6 separate regions of the Homo sapiens genome follow, and all the other regions are linked to region 5. The links are chromatin loops, found by intact Hi-C in ENCODE. Cell type or tissue: heart left ventricle. All regions are shown on one strand.

The links. A loop is a pair of places that touch in the nucleus more often than their neighbours do. Peaks named below come from ENCODE experiments on the same cell type or tissue, not always from the same donor. Only the 100,000 strongest peaks of a DNase experiment are listed, where the experiment ranks them.
Region 1: it touches region 5 in a loop (2.5-fold over the local background); 4 of 110 quality-filtered maps call a loop at or near these places.
Region 2: a loop joins it to region 5, with 2.8 times the contacts of the local background. A loop is called at or near these places in 4 of 110 quality-filtered maps.
Region 3: it touches region 5 in a loop (5-fold over the local background); 35 of 110 quality-filtered maps call a loop at or near these places.
Region 4: a loop joins it to region 5, with 4 times the contacts of the local background. A loop is called at or near these places in 102 of 110 quality-filtered maps.
Region 6: a loop joins it to region 5, with 4 times the contacts of the local background. A loop is called at or near these places in 28 of 110 quality-filtered maps.

What each region holds. Positions count from the first base shown.
Region 1 is chr11:69,418,605-69,423,604 of GRCh38, forward strand. No RefSeq gene overlaps it. Among named protein-coding and RNA genes, the nearest start is that of LINC02953, 4.6 kb to the right of the region's middle. RefSeq lists enhancers at 785-1,360, 1,935-2,509, 2,069-2,213 and a cis regulatory region at 2,136-2,146. In heart left ventricle, no CTCF peak of the experiment used is centred here; a DNase peak (open chromatin) is centred at 2,157.
Region 2 is chr11:68,922,217-68,927,216 of GRCh38, forward strand. All of the region lies in intron 7 of IGHMBP2 (immunoglobulin mu DNA binding protein 2), which reads left to right. Among named protein-coding and RNA genes, the nearest start is that of IGHMBP2, 21 kb to the left of the region's middle. RefSeq lists an enhancer at 4,959-5,000. In heart left ventricle, no CTCF peak of the experiment used is centred here; no DNase peak of the experiment used is centred here; H3K27ac peaks cover 848 bases.
Region 3 is chr11:69,120,889-69,125,888 of GRCh38, forward strand. No RefSeq gene overlaps it. Among named protein-coding and RNA genes, the nearest start is that of SMIM38, 33 kb to the right of the region's middle. RefSeq lists enhancers at 1-135, 1,893-2,187, 1,907-2,722 and a silencer at 1,893-2,187. In heart left ventricle, no CTCF peak of the experiment used is centred here; a DNase peak (open chromatin) is centred at 2,011; H3K27ac peaks cover 875 bases.
Region 4 is chr11:69,113,457-69,118,456 of GRCh38, forward strand. No RefSeq gene overlaps it. Among named protein-coding and RNA genes, the nearest start is that of MIR3164, 33 kb to the left of the region's middle. In heart left ventricle, no CTCF peak of the experiment used is centred here; a DNase peak (open chromatin) is centred at 2,296; H3K27ac peaks cover 834 bases.
Region 5 is chr11:69,641,185-69,646,184 of GRCh38, forward strand. It overlaps CCND1 (cyclin D1), which reads left to right. Exons shown (of 5, transcript NM_053056.3): 1 at 1-327; 2 at 1,847-2,062; 3 at 2,648-2,807. The coding sequence starts at 130. Among named protein-coding and RNA genes, the nearest start is that of CCND1, 2.5 kb to the left of the region's middle. RefSeq lists enhancers at 243-945, 2,464-3,208 and silencers at 1,568-1,707, 1,798-1,857, 1,988-2,247. In heart left ventricle, CTCF peaks have their summits at 2,329 (motif pointing left), 2,528 and 3,370; DNase peaks (open chromatin) are centred at 7, 1,611, 2,277, 3,277 and 2 weaker places; H3K4me3 peaks cover 3,741 bases; H3K27ac peaks cover 3,625 bases.
Region 6 is chr11:69,495,356-69,500,355 of GRCh38, forward strand. No RefSeq gene overlaps it. Among named protein-coding and RNA genes, the nearest start is that of LINC01488, 16 kb to the left of the region's middle. RefSeq lists enhancers at 1-2,411, 362-904, 1,084-1,899, 1,900-2,713, 4,247-4,781. In heart left ventricle, a CTCF peak has its summit at 2,077; a DNase peak (open chromatin) is centred at 2,046; H3K27ac peaks cover 1,343 bases.

The sequences.
Region 1 (5,000 bases), 220 kb before region 5:
CCATTAGAAAGTTAAAAATTATAGGTGAGGCTGACATAGTCTTCCTATTGCACAGTGCTGGCCGAAGGGGAGCCAGTCCCGGGCTGAGGTCCTCATCTGTTTCCTACCCTGACTCCCAGGGCAGGTCCGGCTCTGCTGGGGGGCCTGTCTGCCACAGGACTTGATGAGGAGGGGAAAGACTGGCACCCACCAAGCACTTTCGACATGTCAGGCACTGGGCTAGGCGCTTGGCCTCGATATTCTTATTTAAGTTGCATAACAACCCGGTAAGACAAGGACTACTACTGCGCCATTTTACAGACAAGGAAATTGAGGCTGGTTGAGGTGAATCAACTTGTGCAAAGTCCCAGAATCTCCACCCGGGCAGTATTGCCTGAGCTCTTGCTCAGCCAACAAGCCCCACTACCCCCACACACCCATGGGCCTCTTGCAACAACACCTTCCCCACATAGGGTCATGGGGAGCCTGAAGTGTGCGGGGGCAGTGGAGGGCATCTTTCTGAGGGCATCCTGCCCCTGAAGCCCAAGGAGGAATCACCCTCACGGCTCACCGAGAAGGATTGGCAACCCTCAGTCTTGTGGACTGAAGACTCATTTCGGAGCCACTCCAGGGTTGAGGCAGAGTGTGCTCCCAAGGGGTGGTTGTGCCCTGGCTCACGGCCCTGAACACAGTAGGTCTTCAACTAATACAGCAGGAAGAAATGGTGCCAGGACAGCTCTCCACGTTGGAAGTTCTTCCTTGTTAGCCCAAGCCAGGCTCCTTTGAGGATATCATTCAGATTATTACTTTGCTTGGGGCAGGGTCCCAGGCACAGCTCCGGGCATGGGTGCAGGGATCACACTGGACACACCAGATTCAGACCCTTCCAGAGCCCCTTCCCTGCTGCAGGGGGCAGAAAAGAACAGATAAGCGATGGTGCATAGTGGGGCAGCAGCTACCCCCAGACTTAAGAAGAGGACCAGGACATTTTTCGGGTTTCTGGTCAATTAAATGGAACGCCAAGCAGAGTCATGTTCTCAGCATCTATGTTTAACAAATCTATACTTCAAATGCACACCCTCTCTGCTGAAAGAACACAGTCCCATCGAAGTATTTTTGCCTGATGGGAGGGATTAGAATTTCCGTGGCAACATTACATCACTTTAGACCAAAGCGACAGTGTCTGGGAAGACAGAGCTGGTTCTGCACGTACCTCCGCTCCACAGTCACGGACACTGAGGTGCTCAGGGGTCGGCGCTCAGGATCACTGGGCAGCCGTACGTGTCCCAGGCAGCGGGAGCCCCGGCAGTGCCAGCTCCCACACCATCCGGCTGTGACAACCTCAGGTCCTTGATGACAGGGAGCCTCTGCCAAGACGGTCCGAAAATTGGGAAGGGGACCCGCTCATCTTTGTGGGGTCCCCAAGAGCTTCAGATAAGTTTGCTGAGCACCGGCTTCCTGATCACATTTCACATTTGACCAAACGATGTTCCTCTGCAGCCTCCCTCCCTTGGTCCCCAAATTGGCAGCACTTTCTAGAAGCTAGATGCAGAGGATGTCCTTTGTCAAGGGAAAAAGAAGTGTTTCCTTTGGGATAAAAGGACACACACACGAGTGTTTATGCACATGCAGATACGTCTGCCTCTCTCTATGGACATGTATAGAGATTTGGTTGTTTATGCATAAAATATCCCTGCATGGATACCCAGGAAACTGGTAATGTCAGTTGCCTTTAGGGAGGAAAACTAGGGGTCTGGGAGTCTTAAGTAGGAGAATTTTTTAACCATATTTTATATTTTTTTAAATTGTTCTACTCTGAGAAAATTTGAAAGTGTATAAAAAGCAAGCTCTGAGCCCCTTGTCTTCAACCCCGGGGCCTCTCTTGCCTGAAGTCCTGCCATGAAGATGAATCTCTGCCTGTACCCAGTTCCGTCAGGGTCCTGCTAAGGGGTGAGCAGAGGACACCACACCGAGGGGCCACCCATTGTCTCCCAACCTCGGTTCCCAGGACTCCCGTCCCCACGGGCCCTCTAGACTCTGTGAGGCTGTGATTCTGGGCAGGGTGAAGCCGGACATGCCGCAGGGCCGATGCCGGCCGTTGTGGAACCAGCCCTGGAATCTCAAAAATGTCCTGTGGTCAGGCCTGAGCTTTGTTAGTGACTCAGCAGAAAGCACCCAGCCCTGGCCCCGTGGCAGGTAGGCCAGCCCCAACCTGGGGTGCAGCCTCAGGCCTCCAGCGTCCAGAGCCCAGGCCTGTGGGGATGTGGGCCCAGTGGGTGAGTGGCCACTGTCCAGACCCTCTGTCTCAGCGAGGCATCAAAGGCTGGCAGAGTTGGCTGCTGGGGGAGCCCCTGGATGGGGCCAGAGCCCCGGCTCTGGGCTGAACTGTGTCCTGACCTGCTGACTGACTTCCAAGGCCTCAGTTTCCCCATTCACAGGAGAAGACCAACTGCATGTAAGCAGAAGCCTGACATTAGAAATGCAGCTGTTCTGTGATGCAGGTGGCGTGCTTGTCAAAGGAGGTTGACAAGCCTCCCAGGCTGCGTGGCCACAGGCAGCCTCCATGCCCTGGAGCCCCAGTTTCTCCTCCATGAAATGAGGCTAATAAGACTTCCTCCAGGCCGGGAACCGTGGCTCATGCCTGTAATCCCAGCACTTTGGGAGGCCGAGGCAGGCATATCACTTGAGGTCAGGAGTTCGAGACCAGCCTGGCCAACATGGTGAAACCCCATCTCTACTAAAAATACAAAAATCAGCCAGACATGGTGGGACGCACCTGTAATCCCAGCTACTCGGGAGGCTGAGGCAGGAGAATCGCTTGAACCCAGGAGGCAGAGGTTGCGGTGAGCCGAGATTGTGGCAGTGCACTCCAGCCTGGGTGACATAGTGAGACTCTGTCTCAAAAAAAAAAAAGACTCCCTCCAGTATCCGTGCTTGGGATGATTAAATGAGACAGTGCAGTCTTTAAGACATCAGCTGCCGCCAGCACCTTGAGGCTGCTGAATACCACCTGTCCCATCACTGACACGATGCTTCCACTCTGCTTATTTTCTTAAATAAATGTACTTTTACTGGCTACTTGATAGCACTGCCATATGTGGTGGATCAACGTCACTTGCCATAAATAGATTACACATTAAAAGTCACCCTTCACAATAGGGCTAAAACCCAGCCATCTGTGTCCCACCCCAAATCAGCTCACACAGCCCCAGATTTGGGGACACAGTGAGATGAAGACATAAGTAACAAGCTTCGTATGCAATGATGGTAGAAAGGCAGGCAGAGGCGACACGATTTGCTCATTTAATTCTGCAAGCTTGGTGTTAGGGTTCACTTATGGCTGCCTTTCTTTTCTTTCTTTTCTTTCTTTCTTTCTTTCTTTCTTTCTTTCTTTCTTTCTTTCTTTCTTTCTCTCTCTTTCTTTCTTCTTTCTTTCTCTCTCTCTCTCTTTCTTTCTTTCTCTCTCTTTCTTCCTTCCTTTCTTTTCTTTTTTTTTTTTTGACAGAGTCTTGCTCTGTCACCCAGGCTGGAGTGCAGTGGCGTGATCTCGGCTGACCCCAAACTCCGCCTCCCAGGTTCAAGCGATTCTCCTGCCTCAGCCTCTGGAGTAGCTGGGACTTCAGGCGTGCGCCACCACGCCCACTTAATTTTTTGCATTTTTAGTAGAGATGGGGTTTCACTATGTTGTCCAGGCTGGTCTCAAACTCCTAAGCTCAGGCGATCTGCTTGTCTCAGCCTCCCAAAGTGCTAGGATTACAGGCGTGAGCCACCACGCCTGGCCTGCCTTTCTTATTAGGGGATTTTTAAAATTCCAGTTAAAATCAGCAAAGTCCAGAGAGAGGTGTTCTACACCTTCATGTTAACAAAATTATTTTAAAATGAGAAAAGCAGGTGCTGGGGAGGATGTGATGAAGCCAACGCTCACGCAGGCATCAGCAGGTTCACACGTGTGAAGCACGCATGTGCTCAGGAAGGGTTGGTTAGCATGATTATCATATCCTGTCGGTGGTAACTATAAACTGGATCAGGACCGAGGGAAAACAGTACAGAAATAACAACTACTGAGCCAGGGCCATGAAAATGTACGCAGCCCCAAAGCTAATGATTCTAGGCCTAAACACTGATCCCAAGGAAATAGTCTCCCCGCCCCATGTAACGAGGCCCCTGCTGAGACAGACCTGCTGATCGTCGTCGTCCACGTCCTGTTATTTCAATGCTCGTCGCTCACCCTGCCCCAGCCCACCGAAACTCCCGCATTTCCCCACCAGTCAAGCTCTCGTGTTGGGGGCTTTGCGCTTTCTTGAAGCAACTTCCCCAACCCTGGCATCCAGGTTTTCCCTCCGGCACCCCTCCACCCCTGCTCAGACCGCCCCCCTCAGGAAGGTCAGAGCTGGCCCTGGTATCCACAGAGGCACCTGCCCAATCCCCCCGCACTCCTTTGCCTGTGTGTTTTTCTCCAGAGCACTTATGCCCACCCAACATGGTCCATCTCATGGTTACTTACTGTTTATTTGGTTTATTGTTCATCTCCCTGAACTACAGAATGTCAGCTCCTGAGGATGGTGACTTGTTCACCGCTGCACCCTCAGCACCCAAAGGAGAATCTGGCGGTCAGGAAATGCTCGGTGGATGTTTGTTGAATGAATAAATGATGCTGACAATGGAGACCGTCCAAACGTCTAAGCCAGTTAGCGTGCAGACACTCAACCCACCATGTGGAAACATGGGAACCCACTGAGAGGGAAAGGCAGAGGTGGACGTGCACCTGCGGCGATTAATTAAATCCACGTGAATGTGTTCACAACCTTTGCAAGGAGCACAGACACAGGGCGTGAGAGGACAGAGGACACATTCTCCCTTTCTGTCGCCGAGATCTGAGCAGCCCAGGGTGAAACTATCCACTCAGCAAGACCTTACAAGAAAATCAAACAGCCCATGCACTGCTTTGATCTGCGTCCTTGCTGGCAGGAGGGCTGGGACTGGCCAGGCCTGGCTCTGGTCAGCCACCCCATTGGCAGGAC
Region 2 (5,000 bases), 720 kb before region 5:
CTGAGGCAGGAGACTCGCTTGAACCCGGAGGCGGAGATTGCAGTGAGCTGAGATTGCACCACTGTACTCCAACCTGGACGACAGAGCCAGACTCCGTCTCAAAAAAAAAAAGAAAGAAAATGATGCTTTCTTTATCACTGGTTTTAAGCAATTTGACTATGATTTGCCCTGGTGCTATTTGCTTCATGTTTTTTTTTGAGACAGAGTCTCACTCTGTCACCCAGACTGGAGTGCCGTGGCGCAATCTTGGCTCACTGCAACCTCTGCCTCCTGGGTTCAAGCGATTCTTCTGTCTCAGCCTCTGGAATAGCTGGGAGTACAGATGCACACCACCACGCCTGGCTAATTTTTGTATTTTTAGTAGAGACGGGGTTTCACCACATTGGCCAGGCTGCTCTCGAACTCCTGACCTCGTGATCCGCCTGCCTTGGCCTCCCAGAGTGGTGGGATTACAGGTGTGAGCCACCGCACCCGGCCTCATGTTTTTTAACATTGTGGTGAGAACACAACATGAGATCTACCCTCTTAAATGTTTAAGTGTACTATATAATATTGTTAACTATAGACGTCGTGTTGTGCAGCAGATCTATAGAATTTATCTTGCACAGCTGAACCTTTATACTTGCTTATTGCTGAGTTCACTAATTTCCTTCTTTCATGCCTAATCTCACATCTGTCCCATCCAGTGTAACTTTCATCTGACATCCAGAAATAAGAGTCTTTTTATATCTTTGATGTTCTTATTTAATTTTTTTAACATTTGGAATACAACTATAATAACTGTTTTGAATATTCTAGACTATTATTTCTCTATCACCTGTGTCATTTTTGGTCTCTTTCGATGAACTGTTCCCCTTGAGTGGTTGTGTTTTCCTACCTTTTTGTAGGCCTGCTAATGTTTGTTTGGATACCGGACATTGAGGATTTTACGTTGTTGCATGCTGAATATTGAATATTTTTGTATTCCTATAATCTTTTTTTTTGTTTTTTTGTTTTGTTTTTTTGAGACAGCGTCTTGCTCTGTCACCCATGCTGGAGTGCAGTGGTGCGATCTTGGCTCACTGCAACCTCTGCCTCCTGGATTCAAGTGATTCTTTTGACTCAGTCTCCCGAGTAGCTGGGACTACAGGCATGCGCTACCATGCCCGGCTAATTTTTGTATTTTTAGTAGAGGCGAGGTTTCACCATGTTGGCCAGGCTGGTCTCAAACTCCTGACCTCAAGTGATCTGCCTGCCTCGGCCTCCCAGAGTGCTGGGATTGGTGTGAGCCACCACGCCCAGTCTCCTATAATATTCTTGTGCTTGGTTTTGGGAAGCAGTAAAGTTACTTGTAAACAGTTTAATCCTTTTGAGTCTTGCTTTTGAGATGTGTTAGGGTCTGGATCAGTGCTTAGTCCAGGGTTAATATTCCCCTGTACTGAGGTAAGACCCTTTGAGCTTTCTACCCAATGCACCCTGTATCATGAGATTTTTGAGTTTGACTGGTGGGATTAGGTGCTGTTCCCGGCCTTGTGTGAGCACTGGGCACTTTTCTCTCATTGTTTTGGATGGTATTTTTCCCAGGCCTGGAGTAGTTTTCTCCTAAGCATGTGCTAATCACAATACCCAAGGGAATCTCGCAGCAGATCTCTGGGGTTTTTTCTCTCTGTGTAGCAGTCTCTTTGGCATTTTGTCCTGGAAACTCTGCCTGCATTGGTCGCCACAGATTCTCAGCCTTGTCTCCTCAACTCAGGGAGCCTTCTAGGTTCTACCTGGCTGCCCCTTCTCTGTACTCTCTCCTGGAAACTCTCAAGGCAGAAAGCTGGGGTAACCCCAGGGCTCACCTCCTTTGTCTCTCGTTATTCAGGGGTTACTTTTCTTTGTTACCTGTTGTCTAGTGTCCTGAAGAGTGTGGTTTCAGTTATTTTAAAAAAATTTTAAATAACTGGCTGGGGGGGTTGTTATTTGAGATGGGAGAGTAAATGCAGTCCCTGCTATTCCATCTTGGGCAGAGGTGGAGGACGCACATTCTCTCTTGTAGCCAGGAGAGAGCACTCCCGTTACAGAGCTGTGTACCTTGTGACTGTTGTGGGAATCTTGTCAACCACTCTTTTGGGGTTTAGGAATGTGTTTGTGAGACCTCTGGTTTGTTCCTGTGTGATAATAGTACCACAAAGGTAGCAGCTGAAAACAACCCACGTTTATTATTCTACAGTTTATCTGGGCGGAGAGCCCAGGCCCGGCTGAACAAGGTGCTGTGCTCAGGATCTCACAAGGCTGCGATCGAGGTGTCAGTGGGGGCTGCAGTCTCATCTGAAACTTGCCTGGAAAGGATCTTTCTTCAGGCTCACGTGGTTGTTGGCAGCATTCAGTTCCCTGTGGGTTCTTGCTGGGTGTTGGCTGGAGGCCGCTCTTAGCTGTTTGCCCTTAGGCCTTGCCAACATGGCTGCTTGCTTCCTAAAAGCCAGCAAGAGACATAGTCTCCTAGCACAATGGGTTATCGTCTTATGTAATGTTATCAAGGGTGTCACATCTCATCACCTTTCCCCTGTTCTGTGGATTAGAAGCAAGTCTCAGGCCCCACCCACATTTGAGGGGAAGGGATTATGCAAGATGTGAATACCAGTGGCCAGGATCCTGGGGCATACCTTAAAGCAAGTTTGTCTAACTAAAGGCCTGCAGGCCACATGTAGCCCAGGATACTTTGAATGTGGCCCAACACAAATTTATAAACTTTCTTAAAACATTATGAGATTTTTGTCTCTGTGTTTTTTTTTTAAGCTCATCAGCTATTGTCAATGTTAGCATATTTTATGTGTGGCCCAAGACAATTCTTCTTCTTTTAATATGGCCCTGGGAAGCCAAAAGATTGCACATCCCTGCCTTAGAGTCTGTTTGCCACAACCTCTCAGCTGGTGGGCTGCTCTAAGGAACAGAGTCCAGGTTCTTTTTTTTTTTTTTTTTTTTTGAGACAGCATCTCACTCTGTTGCCCAGGCTGTAGTGCAGTGGCACAATCTTGATTCACTGCAGCCTCCTCCTCCCGGGTTCAAGTGATTCTTGTGCCTCAGCCTCCTGAGTAGCTGGGATTGCAGGCGCATGCCACCAGGCCCAGCTAATTTTTTTTGTATATTTTGTAGAGACTGGATTTCACCATGTTGGCCAGGCTGGTCTCGAACTTCTGACCTCAAATGATGTGCCCACCTTGGCCTCCCAAAGTGCTAGGATTACAGGAGTGAGCCACCACACCTGGCTAGATTCTAATTGGCTTTGTAGTTATTGCTTTATCCAGTTGTGTTTTAAATCAGACAGGAGAAAAAAAGGGTCACAAGCAGAAAATACATTTATGGGGTCTTTTATATCTACCCATGTAGTTGCCTTTATTTCTTCATGTAGATTTGAGTTACTCTCTCCAAAGGACTCCCTTTGGTATTTCTTGAAGGGCAGGTTTGCTGTGACAGATTCTCTAAGCTCATCTTTATCTGGGCATGTCTTAGTTTCTCCTTCATTTTTTGAAGGATAGTCTTGCTGGGTATAGAATTCTTGGTTGACAGTCTTTCAGCCCTTTGGACGTGTCATTCCATTGCCTGCATACTTTCTGATGGGAAAGCAGCTATTGATCTCATTGAGGGCTCCTTATATGTGACAAGTTGCTACTCTATTGCTGCTTTCAAGTGTCGTCTTTTGTCTTTTGAGTGTGTGATTATCATGTGTTAGGTGTGGATCTCTGTGAGTAAATTACATGGAGTTTGTGGACCTTCTTGGATGTTTAGATTCGTGTTTTTCATCAAATTTGGGGAGTTTTCAGCCATTATTTTTTCAGGTATTCTTTCTGCCCTTATTCTACTCTCGTCTCCATCTACAACTCCCATTATGAATCAGTTGATTCACTTGATAATGCCCCACAGATCTCTGAAGCTCTGTTCATTTTCCTCCATTTTTTTCTTTCTGATCTTCAGGCTGGATCTTCTCAATGGACCTCTCTTCAAGTTTGCTGATCATTCTCTCCTGTTGAATCCTTCTAGTGAATTTCAGTTATTGTACTTTTCAACTCCAGAATTTCTGTGTGGTGCTTTTTTTTTTTTTTTTTTTTTTTTAGATGGAGTCTCGCTCTATCGCCAGACTGGAGTGCAGTGGTGTGATCTCGGCCCACCGCGACCTCTGCCTCCCAGGTTCAAGCAATTCTCCTGCCTCAGCCTCCCGAGTAGCTGGGTCTACAGGCGTCTGCCACCACGCCCAGCTAATTTTTGTATTTTTAGTAGAGACTGGGTTTTACCATGTTAGCCAGGATGGTCTCTATCTCTTGACCTCATGATCTGCCTGCCTCAGCCTCCCAAAGTGCTGGGATTACAGGCATGAACCACCATGCCAGCCTCTGTGTGGTACTTTTTAAAAAATTATTCCTGTCTCTTTATTGATATTCTCTTATTTGGTGAGACATTATTCTCATATTTTATTTCTTTAGACTTGTTTCCCTTTTGCTGTTTGAACATACTTAGAATCGCTGATATTTCAAGTCTTTGTCTAGTAAGATCAGCATCTGGGCTTTCTCTAGTATCCAGTTTATTTATTTATTTATTTAATTTTTTGGAGATGGAGTCTCACTCTGTTGCTCAGGCTGGAGTGCCGTAGCGTGATCTCGGCCTGCTGCAACCTCCGTCTCCTAGGTTCAAGCGATTCTCCTGCCTTAGCCTCCTGAGTAGCTGGGATTACAGGCGTCCACCACCACGCCTGGCTGATTTTTGTATTTTTAGTAGAGATGGGGTCACCATGTTGGCCAGGCAGGTGTCGAACTCCTGACTCAGGTGATCTACCAACCTTGGCCTCCCAAAGTGTTGGGATTACAGGCGTAAGCCACTGCTCCTGGCCTCAAGTATCTGTTGATTGCCTTTTTTCCCCTGAATATTGGCCATATTTTCCTGACTCTCTACGTGCCTTGTAGTTTTTTGTTGAAAATGGATGATTTTAAATAATAGAATGTAGCAACTCTGGAAGTCAGGTTCTCTTCCCACCCCGGGGTTTG
Region 3 (5,000 bases), 520 kb before region 5:
GCAGCAATAAGTGTGACATACTCCAAGGTGTTATAATTTAAGGAACTTTCTTATGTGAGCCACACATATACTTGCCCACATGCACACACAGGCACAACACATCTATACAAACATGCACACACACATACATGCTTCTGCACACCAACACACATGTACATGCTTCTGCACACAACACACACAGATACATGTTTCTGCACACCCACACACACGTACCTGCCTGGGCATGCATGCACACACGTACATGTTTCTGCACACCCACACACACGTACCTGCCTGGGCATGCATGCACACAGGCACACAGCACGTACCCATAAGACTCAAGCATGCACACGCCCCTGTGTGCCTTTGGTCTCAGCCTTGAGCTTCACTTACCAAATGTGCAGGGGGCAAAGCCACGCACAGGCTGAGGGCGCCGAGCTGCAGAAGGCCCTCCCAGGGAAGGAAGTGGCAGCAGCTGTTGGGTGCGTGTTATATCCATGCCAGGCTCCTGCTCAGGGCTCTCTGTAGATTTTCTTCCATAAAGAGAAGATTTTCTCATCCCCATCATACAGATGTGGGCATCTAGGAAGGGGTATGACCTGAGAGGCAGGAGGTGTCCTGCCTGGGAGTGGCTCCCCCAGGGCTGGGGTGGCTGTCATCAAGCCCAGCTGACTACCTCCCCTGGGATTTTTGGGTAGCTGGTGAAAGGTTGGCTGGACCACTCTGTATCATTGAGGCTCGGAATTGGTGGTTTTGGTCGGGGGGGAGGGCCGTGGGAGCCAGGCAGAGGTGCTGGAGAGAGGGAGACAGTGCTACCCTGCACGGGGGTCCTGGGAGCAGTGGAACGTTATTCAATGCAAGTCATCCAGAGCCTAGGCCTTTGGGACCGCCTGCCCCCACCATGACCCTGGGGTGCCCAGTGAGGGGCAGGGGGCAAGGTGGGCCTGAGAACAGGAGTGGAGGCAGCTGGCGGAGGGCAGCTCGGAGGGAGTCAAGCCCCTGCCCATCTGTCTCAGCCCGATCCCCAGGGACTCTGGGGAGGCCCCTGGTGGAGTGTACTGCTCCGAGGGCAGTGGGAGGCATTGCTTGGAGAATTAAAGAAGAGCGTGATCCCAAGTGGCCGAGAACTTGGAGTGAAGAGCAGTGTGCTCAGGACCCATGTGGAAAGTGGATCCCGGCTCAGCCATCCTTCCCCACCCCAAGGAGCCTTTGGATCAGCCCTGCCCTCCCTGCAGCTGCACCCGCACGTGTCTTCCCAGGCTCTGAGGGGCTCACAGGCGGGTTGGGGCGGAGGGTCCCATGCCCTCTGGGAGCCTGCTGGAGGCACTGCACTGCAGAGGGCATGAACCTGCAGATTCTGGCCTTGCCACATCCTCAGAGTGTGGCCGACGGCAAGCTGGCCTCTCCACATGCCAGTTTCTGCCTCCCTAACGTGGAGAGGGTACAGCACAGACAACAGATACCACGTGAAAAGCCCCTACCCAGTGCCTGGCACACAGCGGGTGCTTCGGTTCTTATCTCATTGGAACTGTACATGTGCCTGGGGTGGTAGGAATTCCTGTCCCTTTTCCAGGTGGGGCATCTGGGACTCAGACCCATAAGTGGCTTGCCCCAGGTCGCACGGCCAGTTTGAGGTAGGGCCCCATGTCTGCGTATATGATCCCATCGTGAGACAGCACCTCTGAGCAGCCAGCCTTCCGGGGCGGCTAGAATACTCTTCAAATCTACAAGGTTTCATTTATATCCAGGGACAGCCATGCCCAGGCAGCGCTTGGCCAAGAGAGAGCACTGTGCTGGGAGTCCAGAATCTTGGCCCCAAATCCCGGCAGGACCCAGGGCAAATGGCTTCCCTCCTGGCGAGTGCCTTTCCTCCTCTTGGGCACAGTTCCGATGTTACCTGGGCTGGGCCATGGAGAATGCCGCCCAAGGGCTGGTCCTGGGCCATTGTTTACCCTAGTTCTGCATGGAGGGTTTGACCTCACGCCCGGCTCCCCACCTGCCCGCCCTGCTGTGCGGCCTCCTCCCTGCCTCGGCTGACTCACAGCTCTGCTATGCGTCCTGCAAACATTCCGGAGCCCTCGCCCTGCAGCAGTGCTCTCTGCATTGGTGGATAATAGGGCAGCACTCTGTACCCAGAACGGGAGGCATTTGGGTCCCCTAAGAAGCATTTGTCATTCTGTCCCTGCCTCTGGGCTCCTCGCCTGTGATCTCAGAAACAGGGCTGGGTGTGTCTCTGCAGCCTTCCTGGGGAAGTTTTCTTTTAATCTGCTAGACCCATGGCGGGGGGGCGGGGGGAGGGGAGCCAGAACACTCTGATCTGTTCCTGCCAGCTCAGGGACCTCGGGCAAATCGAGTCAGCTCCCTGTGAGAGGCGGGAGTGGGCGGCATCAGTGGTTTGCAGAGACGTAGGTTGCAGAGCCAGTGAGCCGGTGACATCTTGCATGCAGCCTTGATCCAGGGAGTGAAGGAAGTGCTCAGGCTGGGTGTGAGGGCGGGGAGGGGGCTGGGGCAGAGCTGGCTTTTCTGTGCGCTCTGCGGAGACCTCTGAATCTCCTCTACCCGTGGTGGGGGAAGCCCCAGAGTTCCCTGCACCTTTGAGGTCTCTCCTCACGCCAGCGGGCTGCAGCCCACGGTAGCCCAGGGTCACATAGTGGGGCCCAGCTAGAGTTTGAACCCAGAACTTTGTGACCTTGCACCCTGCAAGCATTCCGCTTGACCATTAGGGTGGTCAGCACCTGTCCCTGCCGCCGAATGCCAGCTCTGTGAGGTTGAGGCCCCACCCACCACTGCACCCAACACTGAGCATGGTGGTGAGTGCGCGCCAGGTGCCCAAGAGTCCTTTGCTGAGTGGGCGACGGGTGGGGTCCTCCTACTTCCCCCTGCCCTCCCTCCTGGCCCTTGCAGGGGCTAAGTACCTTTGTACCCCTGGGTGCCCCCGCCACGACCCTCCCCGCTGGCCCACTTCCCCCTTCCCTGTTCTAGCCTTCAAGGTCTGCAGTCTCTGGTCTCACTTCTCTCCTCCCCTGGTTCCAGTAGACAGCGGCCAGAGGAGGCGCTCCTGGGGTTGGATTCACTGTTGGTTTTAGGAACTGAGAAAGGCCCCCAATCCCCGAGAAAATCCAGGGCAGAATGTGGCTGAGGAGCTGGAGGGAGGAGAGGAGACCAGGCGCCCTCCCAGGGCCTCCACCTCAGGCCTGTAGATATGAGGTCCCCCAAGGCCTTGCTGTGTGACCTGGGCAAGTTACTCCATCTCTCTGGGCCCGGATAGGGATCAATGGATCCTATCTTGTCGGAATGCGGGGGCATTGAGGGCAGCTGGAGAATGTAAGCTTAGCTCCCAGACTGGTGCTCGGGAGGGCCGGCGAGGGTTCTGCTACGTTTATTACCACCTTTACTGGCGAGTTCAAAAGGAGCAAATCAGCAAAGGCCCCAAAACACTGGGGCCCAACAGACACGCAGTTTCCCCTTGAACAATGCACGTGTTAGGGTTGCGACCCCCTCCCCCATGCAGTGAAAACCTGCATGTAACTTTCGACTCCTCCAAAACTGAACTACGAATAGTCGACTGTTGACCAGAAGCCTCACTGATAACATCAACAGTTGATGGACAGATATTTTGTATGTTACATGTATTACATGCTGTGTTCTTACAATAAAGTAAGAACATGTTATTAAGAAAATCATAAAGAAGAGAAATATATTTACTATTCAGTAAGTGGAAGTGGATCATCATAAAGGTTTCCATCCTTGTCATCTTACATCAAAGAGGCTAAGTCAGAGGAGGAGGGGTAGGAAGGAGGAGGAGGAGTGGGAGGAGAGGTTGGTCTTTGTGCCTCAGGGGTGGTAGAGGTGGAAGAAAACCTGCCTATAGGTTGAAACCCGTGTTGTTTAAGGGTCAGCTGTAGACAGATGGCTCCCAACTTAGGATGCAGCTTAAGGATCTCTTGACTTCACAATGGTGTGAAAGCCATATGCGTTCAGTAGAACATCAGTAAATTCCATGAAATAGTAAACATCTTATTATAAAGCAGGCTTTGTGTTAGATGATTTTGCCCAATTGTAGGCTAATGGCAGTGATCTGGGCACACATAGGGTGGGCCAGGCTGCGCTATGATGTTCAGGTGGATTCAATGCGTTTGATTCAGTGGATGGGTTTGCTGGAACGTAACCCCATCGTAAGTTGGGCAGCATTTGTCATGCGAACCACAGAGATAATTTACAATTTTTGAGTAGCCACATTAAAAAGGTAAAAAGAAACTGGTGAAATGAATTTTAATCACATTTTATTTAACCCAATCCATCCAAAATATTGAAACAGCACATAATCAAAATTATTGGGATATTTTGCATTCTTTTGTATGTACTAGTCTTAAAAACCTGGTACTTACATTGAGAGCACCTCTTACTTCAGACACTACATGTTGAATGTCCTACCTAGACAATAAAGTTGTGTTGAACAAGAGGCTATTTCACATGGCTTCAGTATTTTTAATTTTTTTTTTTTGAGAAGGAGTATCACTCTGTCGCTTAGGCTGGAGTGCAGTGGCACAATCTTGGCTCACTACAACCTCCACCTCCCGGGTTCAAGCGATTCTCCTGCCTCAGCCTCCTGAGTAGCTGGGATTACAGGTGCACACCACCACGCCCAGCTAATTTTTGTGTTTTTAGTAGAGACAGGGTTTCACTATGTTGGTCAGGCTGGTCTCGAACTCCTGACCTAGTGATCTGCCTGCCTTGGCCTCCCAAAGTGTTGGGATCACAGGCGTGGGCCACTGCGCCTGGCCCACATGGCTTCAGTTTTTAAAAATTAAATTTAATGAATTTTTCTGCAGGTCTGTAGTAGGTGTATGTACCTGTGGGGTCCATGAGATGTTTGGATACAGGCATGCAGTGTGAAATCAGCACGTCCTGGGGAATGGGGTATCCATCCCACAAACATTTATCCTCTGAGTTACAAATAATCCAATTATTGCTTCAGTTTTTAAATGTAAAATAATTAAAATTAAATATATTTAAAAAAA
Region 4 (5,000 bases), 530 kb before region 5:
TCCCCGCCCTCAGCTCAGTGCCATCTCCCCTCCCGGCAACTCCCTGTTCTAACTCCTCTCATTCTGGGACACGTGGCCTCTGGTGGGCACTTCCAAATGGTCAGTGTTGTCACTCACCCTGGGCTTAGAACTGTCTATGGCTCTTCAGGATTCAATCTAAGAGAAAAGCCCCAACCCCTGGTTTGAGCCTAGAATGCCCAGCGAAGCCCGGCCCCTCCTTTCCCCACACCTTCACTCAGGGCAGCCTCGAGAACGTCCTGCAGCTGCCTGGACATGGCACCGCTGTCTCTCTCTGTGCGTGTCCACTGCTGTTCCCTCTGCTGTCTCTCTCTGTGCGTGTCCACTGCTGTTCCCTCTGCTGTCCCCTCGTCCCCACCTGGCCAACCTGCCCCACCCCGACGCCCCTCTTCAGGAGGCCTCCCCTGTCCCTGTCTCTGGGCTCTAGTGCTGCATTCATCACGTTATTCCCTTTCCATGAGTCTCATTTCCTCCTGGGTCTCCTTCCACCTCCATGCATTCTGGGGCCAGAGGCAGCTCTGAGCACTGTGGCCGAGGGATAGACGGACCAGTATGTGGGGAGGTGGGTGAGGGGTGTGCAGTTTTATAGCTCAGCCCAGAACATAGGCGGTGGAGCCAGATGGACCTGGGCTCGAGCCCAGCCCTCGCAGCTGTGTGATCTGAACAAGTTACCTAACCTTTCTGAGCCCGGTTTTTTCATGTTAGCAAACAGGCTGTGCGACAGCCCTTCTGGAAGGTCAGGGAGGCTGTGGCCCAGCTCTCGCTCGGAAGTGCTCAGTGATGGGTTTGGAATATTGTGGGGACCGAGGGGTAGGGATGTTTTCCCTGACTGCGTGAGGATGACCCTGGTGTGTGGAGCAAAAAGGCAAGCTGGCCCCCGGGCGTAGGGGCTGGGGGTGCCACAGGGAGGTGCTTTTATGCTCATGCCTTCCAGAATGGGAGAGCCCCAGGCCTCACCCAGGAAAGAGAAGGACCTGTGCCAGGTGCCGGCTTCATGTCCAGCTCTGCCACCCTCTTTCGTAGGGATCCAGGGCCCCATTGTTCACATGGGGGTGGCCTCTAGGCTCCTGATGATCTCTTGGGAGCTGCCCTTGGTGATGCCGAGCTGCCTACAGGGGTCCTTCTGGGGCCTGAGGCCAGGTGGTCACTGGGCCCCTGCCCCTCGGCCCCTTTGTGAACCCAGCAAAACCTGCACCTTTGGCGCATGACCTCCAGCTCCTTGGGAACCTATGGCTGCTCTTCCAGAAGTCCCTCTACCTGGCAATGGGCCCTCCACCGAGAACTCCTGGTGCTGAGATGGACGGATCATGATTTCCTTCTGTCTGCACCAGGCTTTGCTTAGGAGAGAAAATGCCAGAAACAAAAAGGCTTTTCTCACTCTCAGCCTTAACATAGGATTTATTATGAATAAATGAAACTCCCTTGCAGGGCAGTTGCTCTGCGACCAGCGTGGCCTAGGAAGGCTCAGCTCCAAGTGATCAGCTCTGTCCTACAGAGACTGAAGCTTGGAGCAGCTGGTGACAGGACCACGGGCACGTAGCCTGGATTGGGAGAAGTTGGGAGTGGCGATCACTAGTGTTTGCGGAGCACTTGCTAGGAGGCCTGAGCCAAGGATGTTATCTTATTGATGTACGTTATCTTATTTAATCAGAGCCTGCCAAACATCCCAGTCTGCCCCAAAGTCCCGGGCGACACCTGTCGCCCTGGCGTCATCATTAATAACCCCCGGAAGGTGAAAACTCTCAGAGTGCCCTTGTGGAGCTGAGAAGGAGCACGGTTTCACTGTGCTTAGTCCTCTGTCGAGCCCTCTGGAATATCCCTATGATGTGGATGAACAAGCTGTGGGTCAGGGGGATGGAGGGACTTGCCCAGGGTCACCAGCTCGGAGGCAGGGTTGGATTCCAGGATTTATAATCTCAGAGGTGGGATTTAAAGCCACGACCCTCTAATCCTTCCCAAGCAACAGAAGGCACGGAGTGTGTTCGCGGTGTCAGGGAGGGTGGTGGGAAGGCAGGGGCGGAGGTCCCTTCGGAGGCCTGACCTTCCCAGGACCCCTCACCAGCGGTCAGCAGCCGGGGTCCCGGGAAGAATTCTGCCGAGAGAGAGCTTTTTCCCCTTCAAGGAATAAAAAGCACACACACACATTCCTCCGAATCAAAGGTGTGTCCAGAGAGAGGGAGGGCAAGGCCCCTTGACCAGCAGCTGCCAGCAGCCTGGGCACATGACAGCCCCTGAAGGCTGCTGGCACCGACTCTGGCCAGGCATTTGCAGTGGACGGCGGTGCCAGGACAGGGAGGGCGGCCTTTCACCAGCTTGGCACCTCTGCCATGTGACGGCCGCCTCCCCTGGGGGAGGGCGGGGCCGCTCCTCTCCCAGCAGGCGGGTGCAGCCCCAGGGGTGCTGCAGGCCACTGCGGGACCTTCAGCGTCCGGCTCCCGGCACTGGCCTCTGTGCCCTGGCCGTTCCTGGGGTGGGGCATGGGTCAGGAACTCGCACTCTCACTCTCGGGAGATAGGAACTCAGTCCCATTCATAACCCCACCGTGTAACCTGGAAGGCACTTTGCAGTTTACAAAGGCCGTCATAGCCAGGGTCCTTGAAGGAGGCGTGTCACCGTCCACTCTCCAGAGAGCAGCCTGCGGCCTGGGAGGTGGGCTTCGCCTCCTCGACGTCACATGTTGGGGGCTGTTTCCTCGTTGACTTCCAGTGCAGGGCTGTGATCTGGAGTCCAGGCCTTGCTGGCCGGGACCCCCAGGACAAGGGTGGCCGTGACATATGTTCTGGCGCCTTCAGTACTAGTGAAAGAAACGAGCCGGCCGTGTCAGCTGGGAGATTTCTTGCGGCTGCCGTAACAAAAGATCACAAACTGGTGGGGGCTGGAAACCACAGAAATGCCTTCTCTCCCAGTGCTGGGGCCGAAGCCCGATATCTAGATGTAGGCAGGGCTGCGCTCCCTCCGACTGCTCCAGGGAGGGACCCCGGCCTCTGTCTGCCCTGGTGCCTCCAGGTGCCCTGTGGCTTGTGGCTGCCCCGCTCCAGTCTCCGCCTTGTTTTCATGTGGCCCCCATCTCTTCTCCCTGTGTCTCTCCTCTGAGCCTTCAGGAGGAGGCTGGTCATTGGATTTTGGGTTCTCCAGGATGATCTCACCTCAAGGTCCTTAATTGCATCTGCAGATGCCTGTTTCCAAATAGGGCCACATTTGGTTAGGACGTGGACACGTCTTTCGAAGCCACCATGCAGGCCGCTACAGGAGGTTTCATGAATTCATCTCAATTTCCAGAGGACCTGGTGTTGCTTGGCCGGCCCCCTCCAGCAGTGACTGGAGGTTGCTGAGTAGCAGAAGCTTTAGGTGGGGCAGGCCCTCACCTGTCTGCCACAGCGAACCCCACCCCTGACCCCCGACCCTGCCTGGGACCCCTGACCTGGTCTTCCCAGTCCATTTCACAGCCAGGTAAACTGAGGTAGCTCAGGGTGAGTTATTGCCAGGCCTGGGCTGCCCAGGGCACCCGGCCCACGGGGCAAACCCCAACACAGCCCTCAGTTTACCAATTCTCGTCACATGGAAGCCACCTGGGGGCTTCCCAGGGTGTTCTGTCTGCCCCCCTGTCCCCAAGGGTACCTTGTGTCAGGTTGGGATGACTCAGAATAATCAAATATGGCCACGTCTTTTGGGATGAGCAGCCATTTATCGTTTATCCTGGGGATCAGAGTTTTTTCCTCTGTAAAGCTGAATAATGTCGCCTGGTATAGCCCTAGGTAGTGTTACTTTGAAGGCTGAGAGAGAGAATGTGAAAGCGTTTTGGAGCCTGAAGAATACAGAAGGGAGAGACGTGGTGAGCATCAGGGTAGTGCAGTGTTATCTTCCTGAGCTGTACGGGGAGCGTGGTTAGGACAGGAGGGACAGACCGTGGTGAGCATCAGGGACAGTGCAGCGTCCCCTCCTGAACTGTACGGAAAGTGTCCTTAGAAACTTCAGGAACTCCTTCCGTGGAGTTTCCCTGTTCTTTGCATCCATCCTGTGCTCAGCCCTGAGCGAGGCGCTGGGGAAGGGGAGCGAGAAGGGCCTCTGTCTCTGTCCCTCTGGGCGTTACATGACTCCAGGAGTTGGGTATTGAACGTCACAGGCATGGCTGCCCCGGGCTGCCCGAGCGGCTGGACATAGGTGGTGGGTGTGTGGGGCACGAAGGGTGCCTGGCTCAGGCTTCTGGGGACAGCTGAGTGCAGGAGCTGGGGCAGCAGTGAGTCTAGGATGGAGGATGCTTTGTGGGGAGACCACAGGGAAGACCATCTGAGGAAGAGATCCTGTGTGACTGGTCACCCACAGAGAGATGGTGGTGAGACCTCAGCATGGCTGGCTCAGAGCCCCTTCCTGAAATGGCCTGGCATCACGGTGATACAGGAACAGAAATTCGGAGCAAGGGGAGGACTACCATGCCTCTCTTCTGCACTCTTGGGGGCAAGGCCAGAGCAGGAATTGGGTGTGGTGGGGGCTACTGAGCTTGGGTCCTATGTTCACTTTCTCCTTCCATTTATTTATTTATTTATTTATTTATTTATTTATTTATTTATGAGACAGGGTCTGGCGTTGTTACCCAGGTTGGAATGCAGTGGTGCAATCATGGCTCACTGCAGCCTCGACCTCCGAGGCCCAAGTGATCCTCCTACCTCAGCCTCCCAAGTAGCTGGGACTACTGCTATAGTATAGTCCAGTGCCTAGACTGTACTAGTACTATAGGCACATGCCACCACCTCTGGCTGATTTTTGTATTTTTTGTAGAGATTGGGTTTCACCATGTAGCCCAGGCTGGTATCAAACTCCTGGGCTCAAGTGATCTGCCCGCCTTGGCCTACCAAAGCCCTGGGACTACAGACATAAGTCACTGCATCTGGCCTAATTACTTATTTTTTTGGGGATGGGTCTTGCTCTGTCACTCAGGCTGGAGTGCAGTGGCAGCATCATAGCTTAAGCAATGATTTTGTCAC
Region 5 (5,000 bases):
AGCAGAGTCCGCACGCTCCGGCGAGGGGCAGAAGAGCGCGAGGGAGCGCGGGGCAGCAGAAGCGAGAGCCGAGCGCGGACCCAGCCAGGACCCACAGCCCTCCCCAGCTGCCCAGGAAGAGCCCCAGCCATGGAACACCAGCTCCTGTGCTGCGAAGTGGAAACCATCCGCCGCGCGTACCCCGATGCCAACCTCCTCAACGACCGGGTGCTGCGGGCCATGCTGAAGGCGGAGGAGACCTGCGCGCCCTCGGTGTCCTACTTCAAATGTGTGCAGAAGGAGGTCCTGCCGTCCATGCGGAAGATCGTCGCCACCTGGATGCTGGAGGTGCGGGGCTTCGGGCGGCTCTCTTAAGACTTCCCTGCAACTTGTTGCCCAGACCCACGTTTCTTTGCTACTCACCCCCCTCCCTTCTCTCCCGCTAGAACTTTGAAGTTTGCCGTGGTGTTTCTAGGGATCCGTATTTTCAAAATAAAAATTGCGGGTATTTTCTGAAGGAGGAAGGGGTGGGGGTGGGGGTGCTAGAAGTAGCGTTTCGTGGGAGGGGAGAAGGGGGTCCGGGAGGGGTGCCTTCGGGAGAAGCCAGTGCCAGGGGCACCCCAATGGGCCCGAGGGTGCGGGCTGGCAGGCTGGGTGCGCTTTGTGTCCCCCGCCTGCGCCCCAGCCCGGCTGCGCCTCAGCGGCCGGGAGCCGCCAACTCCGGGGGGAGGGGGCATAGATTTGATTTTTAAATTAATATCCATGGACACGTATGCAAGGGCCGCTCGTGCCAGTATTATGCGCCATCTTTGCTCTTTTATTGCAAAGCAAAAGTGTTTATTAATAATTGGGGGCAGGGTGGGGGCGGGGAGCGGCCGCCGGGCGCTGGGGCCGCAGCTAAGGGCCGCGCGGCTGCCGGGAGCCCGCGGGAGGGGCGCAGGGACGCGGCATGGGTAGTTTTGGGGGGACGCCGCTAGGGAAGGGGGGGCCTTTGTTCAAGCAGCGAGTCCCGGGGCGCCCCGAACGGGCAGCCTGGGCCGGAGAGCACGGCGAGCTGCAAGGTCGCGTGGCCCCCAAGACGCCAGGGCTTGATCCCCGTCTGCAGGGATATCGGCTTGGAGGACCTTCTCCGAGCGAGCCGGGGGCCTGGGAGCACATTTTCAGACCTTCGGTGGGCGCCTGAGGGGCCCGCAAGTATTTTAAAATAATTTTTGAAAGTGCGGCGTGGTGCCCTTGCGAGAGGGAAACGCCGCCCGCGCCCAGGGGGAAGGGGGGGCCCCGGAGTTTGAATTCCTGGGGCTCCCCCCGGAGCCTGTAACGAACTCCCAACCCCCGGCCTGGGTAAAGGGTCGCCCGAGGGTCATTTTCAGGGTTTTTTTATGCACTTAGTTATTTTTTTAATATTTTTAAATATTTTTTGAAAAGATGACGTCTGGGGAAATGCGGCGCGGCGGCCTGGGACGCCACCTTTGTGTCTCGCAGGCGCGGCGCCCAACCCCGCGGCCCGTTCCGCGGCCCCGCACCCCAGTTGGTGTCGACCCCCAGTCAGAGGGACCACGGAGCTCCAGGGCGGGCCAGGGTCCCGGGGGCCGGCAGCCCGCGCCGCCGCGCACGCCGCCCAGCTGTGCCCGCTCCCGCCCCCACCGTGCCAGCCTCGCGGGGACTTTCCCTTTCAGTTTCGGGGAGGGTGGGTACTGGGGACGCGCGGGGGAGGGGGCGCATCACGGGAAGCTCCTGCCGCCCCCAGCCCCGACCCCTCGGCGCCCTCCAGACCTGGCGGCCCTGCCAAGCGCGATGGGGGGTGCGGGGGCGTGCGGGGGGGCGGCGCGACCTGGCGGCGGCGGTCACGGGCCCCGTGCCTCCGTAGGTCTGCGAGGAACAGAAGTGCGAGGAGGAGGTCTTCCCGCTGGCCATGAACTACCTGGACCGCTTCCTGTCGCTGGAGCCCGTGAAAAAGAGCCGCCTGCAGCTGCTGGGGGCCACTTGCATGTTCGTGGCCTCTAAGATGAAGGAGACCATCCCCCTGACGGCCGAGAAGCTGTGCATCTACACCGACAACTCCATCCGGCCCGAGGAGCTGCTGGTAACCACTGGACCCCGCCGCCCCCCGCCCCCCGCGAGCCGCACGCAGGACCACGGGGCCGGGGAAGGTGCAGGCGGTGGCGGCCGGCCCGCCTCTGACATATCTGCTCCTCCGAGGGAGGGCGGCCCCGCCGCCGGGCGTCCCTGTCCGGGGAGCGGGCGGGATCCTAGCCGCCCTCGTCCCGCCGCCCTGTGTGCGCTTGCCTGCGACTCCCACCGCGTTCGCGCCCCGCGGTGTGGCCGAAAAGTGGGCGGCGCGCGCCCTCCAGCGGCTGCACGAGGAGCGCCGCGCTCGGCGCTGAGCCTCCAGTTCCAGGTGGTGGGAGGTCTTTTTGTTTCCACTTGCAGAGTCTTTTCACGCGGCGGGCGCCTTTTCTGTTTTGATCTGGGATTGCGTGTTGCCCCAGCTCCCTTGAGTCCCCAGCATTCGCCAGCCCTCCCCTCCAACATCCAGGACCGCACGAGACGCAGGGGCCAGTGCTCTGAGCCGGAGGTGCGGCGTGGCCCGGCCCCCGTGCTGCCGGCTTCCCCGCGCCCCCGGGCTGGCCCGCACCTCCCCTGATGGCCGCTCACCCTGTGTTCGCAGCAAATGGAGCTGCTCCTGGTGAACAAGCTCAAGTGGAACCTGGCCGCAATGACCCCGCACGATTTCATTGAACACTTCCTCTCCAAAATGCCAGAGGCGGAGGAGAACAAACAGATCATCCGCAAACACGCGCAGACCTTCGTTGCCCTCTGTGCCACAGGTAGGGCAGGCCCGGCAGCCCCCGGCCTCCCCTTGAGAGCCGGCTCCTTAGGTGACCCTGGCCGGCTTCTTGCTCTCCACCTGGGTGCTGTCTGGGAAGATGTCCCCAGACCCCCTCCTGCGCTGGAGAGCGCTCTTCCAGCTCTGGTGAGCAGAGGCCCTGGATTGTTTGTCGCGCTGGATGGAGGGAGATTTGCTCCCTCACGGCCACCATGCAGTACCTTGGGCATTGGTGTGGACGGCTCAGCCTGCCTGTGTCCCGTTACTCTGGCCTCGTCCTTCAGGCCAGGCAGCCTGTGGCCACTCCATGCTGAAAGGGGTTTACCTTGGCCACAGGGCCGCCTCCTTTCTCCACCCACCTCCAGCCCTTCTTGTGTCCTTAAGGAGCCTGAGCTGCAGAGGCCCCCTCCTGGCCTCTCCCAGGCTGGGCCACCTGCCAGAGGCGCCTCCAGGGGCGGGGAGAGCTGTCGGCCTGCCTGCACCACGTGCTCTGGGCAGCCGAGTGCAGGGGTGTCCAGCAGAGGAGCTCGGCTGCCTGAGGCCCTGCCAGGGGTGCCGGCAGCCAGCCGGGCTCAGCTGAGCCCTGAGGGGGCGCTTCAGAGCACTCTCAGCTTGGGCCGCCACCGTGGGCAGCAGAAGCACCCAGTCCTCACTTCCCCTGGCATGGCCCCAGAGGCCCCTCCCTGACATGGCCTTGGCCCCAGAACCCAGTGGGGACAGACTCGCACATACACAGGGTGCCGCCTCCTGCTGTCCCCAGCCCTGCCTCTGACCCCCCTGTGACCGCCTCCTTCCCTGGCCCAGGAGGCCTGGTTACCTTCATGGGGGAGCATGGCCCCATCCCACCCAGCTCTGCTGTGGCCCACCTTTGGTCAAGCCTCAGTTGTCACATCTGTTTGGGGGCTCACTCTGGGTGACCTAGGCCACAAGGCCCACGGGGCATCAAAGAGGCAGTAGCATCTTCTCCCCTCCCCAGAGGGCAGAGCCCCCCAAGCCTACTTCAGAGCTCCCTTCTGACACCGGTAGCCCGCAGCCGGTATTCCAGAATGGGTTCTGGTTTAGGCGTGAGGCCTCCCCCACCTCCTCCACCTGCTTGGGGCATGAACCCCTCCCCCACGTTTCCAAGCGAGTCCCCAAGGTGGGCAGATGAAGATGCCAAGGATGTCGACCAGTCTGGATGGGTCTGGGGTGGGGGGGCATGCGGCAGACAGGGAGGCATTCTCTGGCTGGTGCTCCTCAGAGGAGAGAGGCCTCCGGAGACTCCAGACAGCCTTTTATGGAGCTGAAAGTGGCTTCAGAGAAATGCAAAGTTTCCTGGAGAGAACGTGGGGCGTGGTTCTTGCACAGCCTCCCTACAGGGTGGCTCCAGCAGTGGAGCTCCCCTCCCAGGACCCCTGGGTGCTAGTGGGAGGCAGTGGGCAGGTGCAGATTCTCGTCCTTCCCACTACTGCACACCCTTTGTCTGCGAAGGCGCCCCCAGCGGTGGGTGAAGGAGGAGGGACACTTGGGGACCCAGCTGTGCACGTGCTCTCAGTGACTGTGGAGTCCACTCCAGGGTGGGTCCCGAGGGAGGGGCAGGAGACCAGGGGACCCACCCCTGCAAAGTGCTCCGGGTCCTGACCCGTGGCCACCCCATGGAACGTAACTGAGCAGCCAGTGCCTTGTTCCTGCTGGACATCTGTGGAGACAAGAGTGACTTACGGCTGCTTAAAGTCAGAAACAGGTTGAAGGAGGTGGAGGCGTGGGAAAGAGTCTAGGAAGGTGTTTTTGCCCTCCACGTGGCAAAGGTTACATTTAAAGGTGATGCTGGGTGTTCTCCCTGCACTAGGCATTCCTGGCCCCAGGTCCCCAGCAGGTGTGCACATGCTGCATACACTCACGCATGGGGGTTTCAGGGCAGGTGCGCCCTTGGCTCCGTGGGAGGCCAGGTGAGGAACGTCCAGTGCCAAGGAGCTTCCGGGACAGCTGTCACTTCCCTTTACAACCAGGCAGCGGATAGGGTCAAATCCTGGAGCTTTGGTGTCTAATTCTGGGTGGCTCCTAATCTAAGCACAGACAGCACCACACACTGGGGTGGGGGCACGAGCTTCTGAAACAACGTGGCCCCAGTGACTCCACGCTGTGTGTGCCCCTGGAGACGGGGGGGTGCACAAGGTGCGGAGCCAGCTAGAACCTGTCGCTCCCTGCAGAAGCG
Region 6 (5,000 bases), 150 kb before region 5:
ATCAGGACACCCACCCAGAGCCCGGAAGGTGGAAGAAGCTGCCCTCACCTCACCAGCCCCTGCTAGATACTCACACACTCACACACATGGGTGTGCAGGTGCACACACGCATGCACACACACACACACACACACACAGGGGCTGCTGGGAAGTGAGTGGGTCCCTGCTCCCTGTGGAATATGTGAAGCCACTTGGGGCCAGCTGGGCTTTGCCACATCATTCCCGCCTGTGAAAGAGGCCTCTGAGGTTCTGGTGCCACCTGGATAATTCAAAGCCCATCCAGCCTGGGGTTGTCCCCCTACCAGGATCTTCCCCAGGGCTTTGGAGGCCTCACCCTTCCTGGCCTCCAGGGGCTCCATTCATGTCCAGCATAAACACATGGCCGGGAGGGGAGGCTGGCTTTGCTGATCCCAGGGCCCAGACGTTCACAACTGGGAACTTGAAGGGTGTGGGGCCGAGTCCCAGCTCCTACACCTCTGTCCTCACCTCTGCACCAGGCCTGAGATCCCTGGTCCTAAGTACCTCCTGGGGATGATGTGAGCTCCGGGAAGAAAAGAGGAGGCAGGGCTTGATGACAGGAGCTCCTGGGGCAGGTGGGGCAGCTGGGATGACCGTGCTGGTGGCAGACTTTGAGGGGCACGGGATGCCTTGCTCTCCTCCACCCGCAGGGCTTTAACAATATGCAGCAAGCTCAGCTGGGTTTGGGAGGCCATGACAGCCCAAGCCCCCTGCAGCAACAGTGAATGTTTCTCCTGACCAAGATTGGCTGGGAAGAGACAGCAGCGTGCCATCGGGTGAAGAAGGTGGGTTGTGCAGAAAATTTCAGCTACAAGCGACAGAACACCAATTTAAACTGGTTACAGCCAAAAGGAGAGGGTTAATTGATGTAGAAGAGCTTCAGGCATAGCTGGTTCCAGGAGTCTGTCATCGGAACTTGGGGTCTCCATCCCTCCTTCTCTAGCTCTGCTTTCCCGTGTTGGTATCACTCACAGGCAGACTCGTCCTTCTGTCTTTTCCTTCTAGTCCAAGACGGGCATGGCGCCAGAGCCATCCTTGTCCCGGGTGGCCACCTCGCCAGCTGCAGAACCAACTTCCGGCAGCATTATCCGTGCTTTCCTGAGTTGACGAGCACCATGCACTCAGGGGAGCTCTACCTTGCTTTGAGGGTGGTTTGGATGTTCTCTCTTCCCTCTCTTTTCTTTCTGCCCCCAACAGAGAGACAGTTGTGGGGACAACTGAAGGGGCTTGGTACTGGCATCTGGAGGGCAGAGGCCAGAGATGCTGCTAAATACCCTACAGGGCCCAGGACAGTCCCCACAGCAGAGAATTATCCGGCCGCATTGCAGGATAGAGAAATCCTGGGACAAGTGGCTGTGGACGTCCAGGTGTGGTCATTCCTCCAGCCACAGCAGGCTTTCAGAAGTTGTCCTGAGACTGCAATGCAGGGGGGCACTGTACTCAGGAGCAGGGTGGTCCCCACCTGGGCTGAGGACAGATCTTTGGGAGGCAGCAGTGGCCTGAGCCCTGGACCAGGATGCAGGGGTCCCGGCTCTCGTTCTCCCTCATTCCCCCACTGCTCAAATGTGTCACTCCTGCCTTGCCACCCCCATTTACTTGTCTGAGGCAGGAGCTGATCTAGGAGCTGGGGAACCACTCACAGGTCTTGGGCAAAGGTCAGTGCCTGCATAGACTTGGCCAGCACAGTGTGCTTGAGCCCACCATCTCAGCCTCCTCACCACGGGGATTGTGCGGCCAGGGAAGTGCTGGCTTGCTTCCAGGTTGGTTTGGGTGTTTTCTATTTCCTCTCTTCTCGTGGCGCCCACCCGCCCCCCCGCCCCGCCCTGCCCCAGGTTCCCATTGAAATGCCGGCCAAAAGGACAGCTACACAGGCAGTTCCAGACCGCAGCCTTCCAGGGCCCTGCTCTGAGCAGCTGCCTGAGAGTCCCAGGCCGGGCGTACATTGTTCCATTTTTGGAATTCTTCGGGAGTGAGAGCAGCCTCGGCTGTCAACAGTGCTCTGTTCACAGAGGCCGGCCCGGCAAAGGAGAGAGGGCGAGCTATTGTCCAGGGCTGGGCTGCGGGCTGCAGGAATGTGCTGGAATGCCGGCCCGCATGGCACAGTCCCAGAGCGGGGCCTTTGTGTGCAAACACCACCGGGCAGCAGGGCCATCACATAAATAACGATGACCTCACCCCCAGATATCAGGCTCTGTGGTGGGATGGGGTGGGGGCGGGGGCCGGCCCCCAGAAAGGAGACCACAGGGGAGGCGCACCCTTCCCCACACACAGGGCACTGCAGCAGCCTCTGTGCAGGAACGCCAGCCAGAGTGGGGTTGGGGTGGATGTCTGCCCCTGGAAGCAGGCTGCATTTACTGTCTGGGGCCAATTGATACCCCTCAGTGCCTGAGACCTGGGCATCAGGACTCAGAGCCTCAACTCCAAAGGGTCCTGATGAAAATGCTGGTATAGGTATAGGCAGTTCAGGTCCAGGTGCAGAGGTGCAGGTATGGGCATGTGCAAGTTGCAGGTATAGGCGGAGGGGTGCAGGTATAGGCAGAGGGGTGCAGGTATAGGTGGAGGGGTGGAGGTATAGGTGGAGGACTGCAGGTATAGGTGGAGGGGTGTGGGTATAGGTGGAGGGGTGCAAGTGTAGGTGGAGGGGTGCAGGTATAGGCGGAGGGGTGCATGTGTAGGTGGAGGGGTGCAGGTATAGGTGAAGGGGTGCAGGTATAGGTGAAGGGGTGCAGGTATAGGTGGAGGGGTGCAGGTATAGGTGGAGGGGTGCAGGTATAGGTGGAGGGGTGCATGTATAGGTGGAGGGGTGCAGGTATAGGTGAAGGGGTGCAGGTACAGGTGGAGGGGTGCAGGTATAGGCGGAGGGGTGTAGGTATAGGTGGAGGACTGCAGGTATAGGCGGAGGGGTGTGGGTATAGGTGGAGGGGTGCAAGTGTAGGTGGAGAGGTGCAGGTATAGGCGGAGGGGTGCATGTGTAGGTGGAAGGGTGCAGGTATAGGTGAAGGGTTGCAGGTATAGGTGAAGGGGTGCAGGTATAGGCAGAGGGGTGCAGGTATAGGTGGAGGGGTGCAGGTATAGGTGGAGGACTGCAGGTATAGGCGGATGGGTGTGGGTATAGGTGGAGGGGTGCAAGTGTAGGTGGAGAGGTGCAGGTATAGGTGGAGGGGTGCATGTGTAGGTGGAGGGGTGCAGGTGTAGGTGGAGGGGTGCAGGTATAAGTGAAGGGGTGCAGGTACAGGTGGAGGGGTGCAGGTATAGGCGGAGGGGTGTAGGTATAGGTGGAGGACTGCAGGTATAGGTGGAGGGGTGCGGGTGTAGGTGGAGGGGTGCAGGTGAAGGTATGTGCAAGTGTGGGTAGGTGGAGGGATGGAGGTATAGGTATGTACAAATGTGAGTATAGGTGGAGGGGTGCAGGTACAGGTGAAGGGGTGCAGGTACAGGTAGAAGGGTGCAGGTTCAGGTGGAGGGGTGCAGGTATAGGTGGAGGGGTGCAGATATAGGTGGAGAGGTGCAGGTACAGGTGGAGAGGTGCAGGTACAGGTGGAGAGGTGCAGGTATAGGTGGACGGGTGCAGGTACAGGTATATGCGGGTGCAGGTACAGGTATATGCAAGTGCAGGTATAGGCAGGGGGATAGCGAGCCCTAGATACATCCCTGGGTGATGAGGCCCACTCCGCCTCCTCCAGGCTTGTCACCTCTGTGAGCTGCTGTACCTCCTTCCTCAGTAGAAAGGGGACCACAGAGATAAGTCATGCCTTCAGCACCTGCCAGCGGCAGGTGTGATGAGAAGGGTGTTTTCCCTCTGGGGTCTTCCTTCCCAAACCCCATAACCCAGTCCAACTATGAGATCAACTAAAGGGCATTCTGTGAAATCCTCAAAACCAGTCCTCAAAACTGGTGAGGATGTCACAAGCAAGCAAAGAGAGAAGCTGCCGCAGCCCAGGGAGTCTCAGGAAATGGGGTGACCCAGTGTCACGTGGGGCCCTGGATGGGGCTCTGGGACAGAAAAGGGTATTGTGGGAAAGCCAAACAAACTACAGACCTTAATTAACAAGAATGCATTGACATGAGTTCGTTAACTCTGACAAGCACACCCTACTAATATTAGATGTTCACAGTAGGGGAAGCTGGGTGTGGGGCACGCGGGAGCTCTTGCTGTGTCCGTAACTTCTCCGTGAAGCTGCAACTGTTCTAAAGTGGAAGGTGTGTAAAGCCGAATGGTTAAGAATCCAGCTCACCCTGGGACACGCAGCAGGTGCCCAGCCAGCGGCAGCCCTGACCATGAGACCAGCCCACCCCTTTCACTCTGTCTACTCAGAGAAGCCTCTTTGCTGTAACCCACACAGTGGTTGGAACTGTACAGACTTCATCATGAGGAGTAAGTGCAAGCAGGAGGTAGGAGTGCATTGGCGGGAACCTGCAGAGACTGGGCGAGTCCCTGTTCTGTCCCTTCCTGACTCCAGGGCTTGAGTGAGCGACACCACCTGCTTCTTGGGGCTGCTGTGGGGCAATGAGAAGACCCAGTGGGATTTGCAATGTAGGGCACACCTGCTCCACACTGCGACCAGAGCCCTTTCAACTCAGACCGAATCTGGAGGCGTCTCTGAGCCTGCTTTGCTGGCCCCAGCTCTCCTCTCTCCTGCCCCTTCCTGGCCAACCTCAAAGGAGGGCCCTCGAGGCCTAGCAGAGACGCTCCCACCAGGCAGCGTGTTACAACACACCATGTTGCCTTCCCGCGCCTCCGGCAGCACTGTGATGGAAGCTCAAGGGAACAATTTGCAGTGTCCAGGGCTGAAGCCTGCTTAGGGTCCAGCTGCTGCCACCAGCATGCAGGCTCTCACACAGCAGGGGCTGCTGCCCCACTTGGCAGGGCAGGGCGCTGAGGACCAGAGGGGCAAACCATTTGCCCAAGGTCATTGCCAGGACTTAAACCTGCAAGCTGGAACCTGTGCTTTCAATCATAGTGTCCAGTGGGCCAAAACAGG